Regions from separate parts of the Homo sapiens genome. Here region 1 is linked to region 2. The links are chromatin contacts, found by Hi-C or POLR2A ChIA-PET in ENCODE. All regions are on one chromosome and are shown on one strand. The core of a region is the stretch at or near the end of the contact, and the rest is flanking DNA. Distances in the headings are between cores, read along the strand shown. Region 1 has its middle 27 kb from the start of LINC01366. Region 2 has its middle 6.0 kb from the start of C5orf58.

Region 1 (2,700 bases), core at 174-2,673, 130 kb before region 2:
TACTGGACATCAGGAGGGCCAAGGTGAACACATGCCCCTCCTGGCAGGCTCTAGCTTGGGGCTGGAGAGGTAGGCAGGGACCCAGAAGCCCTGGATAATCAAACTTTCTTCCTGTGACAAAGCACTGGCACTCAGAGGTTCCAGGGTTGCAGAGAGTGAGTGGGGCTGTTGTAACATGACCAGAGTGCTTGCTCAGCCCCTCACTGCCAGGACAGTGAGCGAGCCAGGACTCGGATGGTGGGGACTCTCTTTCCCCAGCAAGGGGCAGCATTGAAGCTTAGCTTTTCATGGGACAGGTGGCATTCTCCTCTTGGTAGAGGGATGATGATATCTCACAGGTCTCAAAGTCCCCAGTGTGAAGGCTTCTGCTTTCCCAGACAATTCCAGTAAACAGCTGCAACACCTCAATTCCAGCCTGCCTAGTGTCCAAAACTTTGTGTGTATTTTCCCACACCCAAGAACACTTCTCACACTTGGCCTGTAAGAAGGGAGAGCCATGGGGGAGTGGCCCTCATGGGACAGAGCCTACTCAGTGTCTGGCAGGTGCTTTGGGCCTGCACACCTGCCTGAGAGGTGATAGGGATACTGAGAGAGCATGGGTATGGCTGTCCTGCTGATCTTGGCCTCTGGAGTGTTCCCTTTCCCCATAACCCAGGTGATGACACTTTATGGAATTTGTCACAACCCTTTGCATGACAGGTGGCTGCTCTGATCAGACCCAGCAGGGAAAAACCCACCAACAGAATTAGTGGGACGCTGGGGGACTCTCTGCTGGTGGCAAGGTGGGGAGTAGTGCAGGCAGGCGTGACTTCTCCAGCCCTAGGAGTGCAGAGGAATGTACCTTGTCTTGGCTGCAGCAAGACCTGGGTTCTAATCCCAGCTCTGCCACTCACCAGGGGAGCCACGACACTTAGCTAAACCCCAGTTTCCTTACCTGCTGAAATGGTGATTGCAATCCCTACCTCCAGGATCAAGACTAGAAAGAGGCAAGGAAGGTGCCTAGGGCACAAAATGTAAGCGGGGGCGGGTGCCCTGCAAGAGCAGAGTTGGGATTTGCCTGTGAGCTGATATCTCTTACTCATATCATCATTACATTAAAAAACAGCCTTGTGCCATTGATATTATTATTATCTCCAATTAAAAGTGGGGAGCCTTGGCTTGGGGTGGTGTTCAAATGACACAACTTCACACAGCTGGTAAGAGGCAGAGTTGGTACTCCAGCCTGGCCTGCTTGAAGGCAGAGTCCATGCCCGGGTCCAAGGTCAGTCTCTTGAGGATCTTGAACAGCAGTGGGAGGAGGCAAGAGGAACAGTGTGTCACTGATGGGGCAGCTGAGGTTTTGCCTCGAAAAAAGAGGAACAGCCTGGGCCTGGGCGGGAGGGGAGAGTTACGGCTCCAGGGCCTTGTCCTTGAGATAGATCTCATCTTCCCACACCCCTTTTCCCCACCCCCGCAGCCTCATGGGTGGCCTGGAGGACACTAGAAGCTCTCCTGGATTGGATTCCTCCCTTCTGCTCACTTTGGCTCTGTCATCTGTGCCTGGGGTAACATTTGTTCCCAGTGCAGAAGGAGATGAGTTTAAACCTCCCCAGCCAGAATGGAGCCTGCACAACTTCTGGTTCCTGCCAGCGGCCCCCAGGAAGTCTGTGAGGCGGGTGGAGGGGAGCTGACTGTGCAGAAAGAGGAAGACGCAGGTTCCCCAGACCCCTGATTTCACCAAGCATCCGAGCCAGGAGCTGGGCTTCTCCTAGGTTAAACAGCAGGCGAGGACCTGGCTCTGGGAGTCAGGCTTTTAACTCCTAATAAGGAATCAGGTGAGGGAGATGGCTCTGGGTAGGCCCTTAAGAAAACAAGTTGAGCAGAGGGGAAGCAGTGGTCTAAAGTCATCCAGTGGCTGGACGTGGTGGCTCATGCCTGTAATCCCAGCACTTTGGGAGCCCAAGGCAGGAGGGTCTCTTGAGCCAGGAGTTTGACATCAACCTGGGCAACATAGTGAGACCCTGTCTCTATAAACAGTCAAAATTAGCTGGTTGTGGTGGTGCACATGTGTGGTCTCAGCTATTTAGGAGGCTGAGGTGGGAGGATTGCTTGAGCCCAGAAAGTCGAGGCTGCAGTGAGCCGTGATTGCATCACTGCACTCAGCCTGGGGAACAGAATGAGACCCTGCCTCAAAATAAATAAATAAATAAAGTCATGCAGTAACTGACAAGGCCATAGGCTTTCATAAAGTGATCATGAGATGTTGCTCTTAGAATCTGTGCCTGGTGCTGAGAAAACAAGTAATGAGTGAGAGGGAGTCCCAGCCCGGAGGGGCTCTCAACCATGAGAGTATCCGCTAATAACAGAAGTCATATCCATCAACACTACTGAGCACCTAATAGGCAGGGAGCTTTATCTGCACAATCTCATTCAACCCCATAAGAAGGGTATTGTAATTCCATTTTATAGATGAGGAAACTAAATGCCAGGGAGGTGAGGGACCCAGTCCGAGGCTTCCGAGCCACAGTGCAGGGTCCGGGGATGTCTCAGTCTAGAAACCAACTGTGCTCCTCACTGCATTCGTGGTTTGAAATTTTTTTTTTTTTTAATGCCAAAGAGATTCTTTAAATGTGGGAGAAATCCAGTAAATAAAACAAATAAAAATAGAGCCAGAGGGGTGGGAGTGGGGATGCCAGAAGCCTGCCCACCCAGCCTTTCCTT
Region 2 (2,700 bases), core at 115-2,614:
CTAAAGTGAGAAGAAGGAGATGGGCATCCCAGCTTCAAGTTCTTTCTAATTTAGGTCTTTGTTTCTTCTATTTCCTAGTAATTTGTTTTATTTTTATATTTATTTATTTATTTATTTGAGACAGAGTCTTGCTCTGTTGCCCAGGCTGGCGTGCAGTGGTGCAATCTCGGCTCACTGCAACCTCAGCCTCCTGTGTTCAAGCAATTCTGCCTCAGCCTCCTGAGTAGCTGGCATTACAGGCATGCTCCACCACGCCCACCTAAGTTTTGTATTTTTAGTAGAGACAGGGTTTCACCATGTTGGCCAGGCTGGTCTCAAACTCCTGACCTCAGGTGATTCTCCTGCCTCAGCCTCCCAAAGTGCTAGGATTACAGGCGTGAGCCACCACACCTGGCTGTATTTTATTTTTTGATCTCTAGTTTCACTTGCAACCATAATGGAAAGTCTAATGCTAACATCTGAGATGTTAGATGATTTGTAAAATATTTATGTTTTTATATGTAAATTTCCATACTCAAAAACCCCCTGTACTCCTGCCTCTACTCCCACTGCCCTGGTCCTGCCCTGTGTTACAATAATGTCCTTCCTGTCTGCTCCCACCACCTACCATCTTTGTCCCTAAGAGCCACTGTATATGCTCCAGCCTCTAGTGGGATGAGCTTTTTAAAATGTAAATGGAATTGTGTCTTTCCCCTGCTTTAAAGCCTCCCAGGGGTTTCCCTTAATGGAATAAACACTACACTCCTGACCCTGGTCCGTAAGGCCCCACAGCTCCAGTCTCCCTTCCCCTCACTCTCCTCTCAGGCCTGGCACAGGCCAGCGGTTGTTTGGAACCTGTTTCCTTCTGAGCTTGCCATGTTGGCTCCTTGTTTTGCTTTAGGGTTCAGAGAGGCCTTACTCTGATATCGCCCCATCCTCTCTCCCAGCCCCTTCTGTGTTTCCATGCAGTACTTGATATAATTTGTTATGCTTTATTTATGTTTCTGTTTACTTTTTGTTTTGGTTTTGACCTGTCTCTTTCACTGTAATATAGTTCCTGTCAAGGGCAGGAACCAAGGGTCTAGTTCACTGTTATCAACGCTGTGTCTAACACAATTCCTGGCACATGGTAAATGCTCCATACAACCTTGTTCAGTAGCTGAATGAATGCAGTGGTCCCTGCTATAGTGGTATCCTGGACAGTTGGAGACACCCAGATGCAAATTACCCCCAGATGCCCTGATGGACTCAACAAAGCTCTGAGGGCAGAAGTCACACCTGCATGCCTTCTAGGTCCTCTGAGAGAAGGACAGACAGCCCCCATGGTGGCCAGGGAGAATGTGGGGGAGTGACAGCAGTCTAAACTAAAGGCATTCTCCTTTCATTCCATCTGCTTTCTGATTCTGTGGCACAGACCAGAGATCCAATAGAGCAGTGGCAAGCCGATTCAGTACTGTTCCAGAAGGCCATTGCAGGCCTGGAAGCTTCCACACAGCCTCATGTGGGAGGGATTACCCAACCCCGGTTTCTGATAAAAGAACTATCTCAGCTGTGGATCATCATTTGAATAAAAATCAAATGACTTAGGATCTGTCCAAAATGAAGAATGTTTTAATACTTTGTGTGTAAAAACACTGATATTTTGCTTCTTTTTTATTAAACAGATTTTATTATTTTTCAGAATCTTGTCAGCATAATCATTTTATGGGTGGATGAAATATTCAGCCCTGCTGCTGCAGGAGTTCTTTCACAGCAATTACCTTGTGGCACTTTTGCTGTAATTAGGTTTTCGCCTAGGATTTTTCCCTGGGTCTGGGTAATAAATGAAATATGACCAGAATTTAAATTTGTCAATTACAAGCAAGTGTAGTGCGTAAACACACAACAGAGCCATGAATTCCAAACCACAGGCTGTTGCTGGGGGCCAGATGCTCGGAAAATTAAAATGGAAATAAAACTACTGACTGGAAAACGAAAAGTGGCCCCCAAAGAAAGCAAATCTCCCCTAACACTCATGCGTGATTCTACCCAACTGTGCGAGCTCTTGACTACAAATTCTTAAGCGTGAAACTGGCAACTCAAGAAACAAGCAGGGATTTGCATTAAAACCGTCTACGCAGGGCTCTGATCTCCTGCCTTATGAACTCCTGTTTCTTGAGGCCAGATCAAACAGTTTTTGGACATAGTGGGCCAGGGTTCCATGATGGTGATGTTCTCTCCAAGCTGCTCAAGGACTGCCAGAGATTTGGGCACAGGATCGGCTATCTTTCAGCAGCTGCTGTTTTCGCTGACCTGACTTCAGTAATTGCTCCTATGGGGCCCTCTGCTGGCCATCTTTTGCAGAAAGGGAAATCTTAGGGATCTGCACTGTTGGAGACTTTGACAAATAATGTTTCATTAAAACAACCACCAAACAAAAACACACTTTTTTTTAACTTTCATATATAAGAAGCCCTAGACAAGGGAAAAGGAAGTCACAATTTTATAAACTTCCCAAGTGCCATGCATTTAATATTCATACAACAAACCTTTCTTGAGCATCTGTTGTGTATCAGACACCATGCTAAGTTTGAGGCATGTAGGGGTGAGCCATGGAGCTCATGGTCTGGTGAAGGAGACAGACTGGAATCCACACATCACACAAATGCATATTAAGTGAGGATTCAATTAGAAGCTATCAAGGAAGGAAGGATGTCCCAGTGGGGACGGTGACACGGCTGG

The links. Hi-C counts contacts between places; a loop is a spot of excess contacts on that map. ChIA-PET counts read pairs that join two places held with the same protein, here RNA polymerase II (POLR2A). Pooled maps may share reads with other maps.
Region 1: a loop to region 2 is called in a map of heart left ventricle, with 2.8 times the contacts of the local background. The contact joins two enhancer-like sites. A Hi-C loop is called at or near these places in 30 of 168 maps with a recorded cell type or tissue (A673, Caco-2, GM20431 and 18 more) and 26 of 50 pooled maps. POLR2A ChIA-PET finds 5 or more read pairs at or near these places in 4 of 52 experiments (H1, HCT116, activated CD4-positive, alpha-beta memory T cell and 1 more).

Annotation. Positions count from the first base shown.
Region 1 is chr5:170,357,019-170,359,718 of GRCh38, reverse strand. It overlaps a transcript of KCNIP1 not described here. Among named protein-coding and RNA genes, the nearest start is that of LINC01366, 27 kb to the right of the region's middle. Within about 2 kb of position 1,423, at least 14 of the 41 ENCODE cell types and tissues checked have a DNase peak (open chromatin) inside an H3K27ac peak, as active enhancers do; they include testis, where a contact is called at or near this core.
Region 2 is chr5:170,225,633-170,228,332 of GRCh38, reverse strand. No RefSeq gene overlaps it. Among named protein-coding and RNA genes, the nearest start is that of C5orf58, 6.0 kb to the left of the region's middle. Within about 2 kb of position 1,364, at least 3 of the 41 ENCODE cell types and tissues checked have a DNase peak (open chromatin) inside an H3K27ac peak, as active enhancers do; they include testis, where a contact is called at or near this core.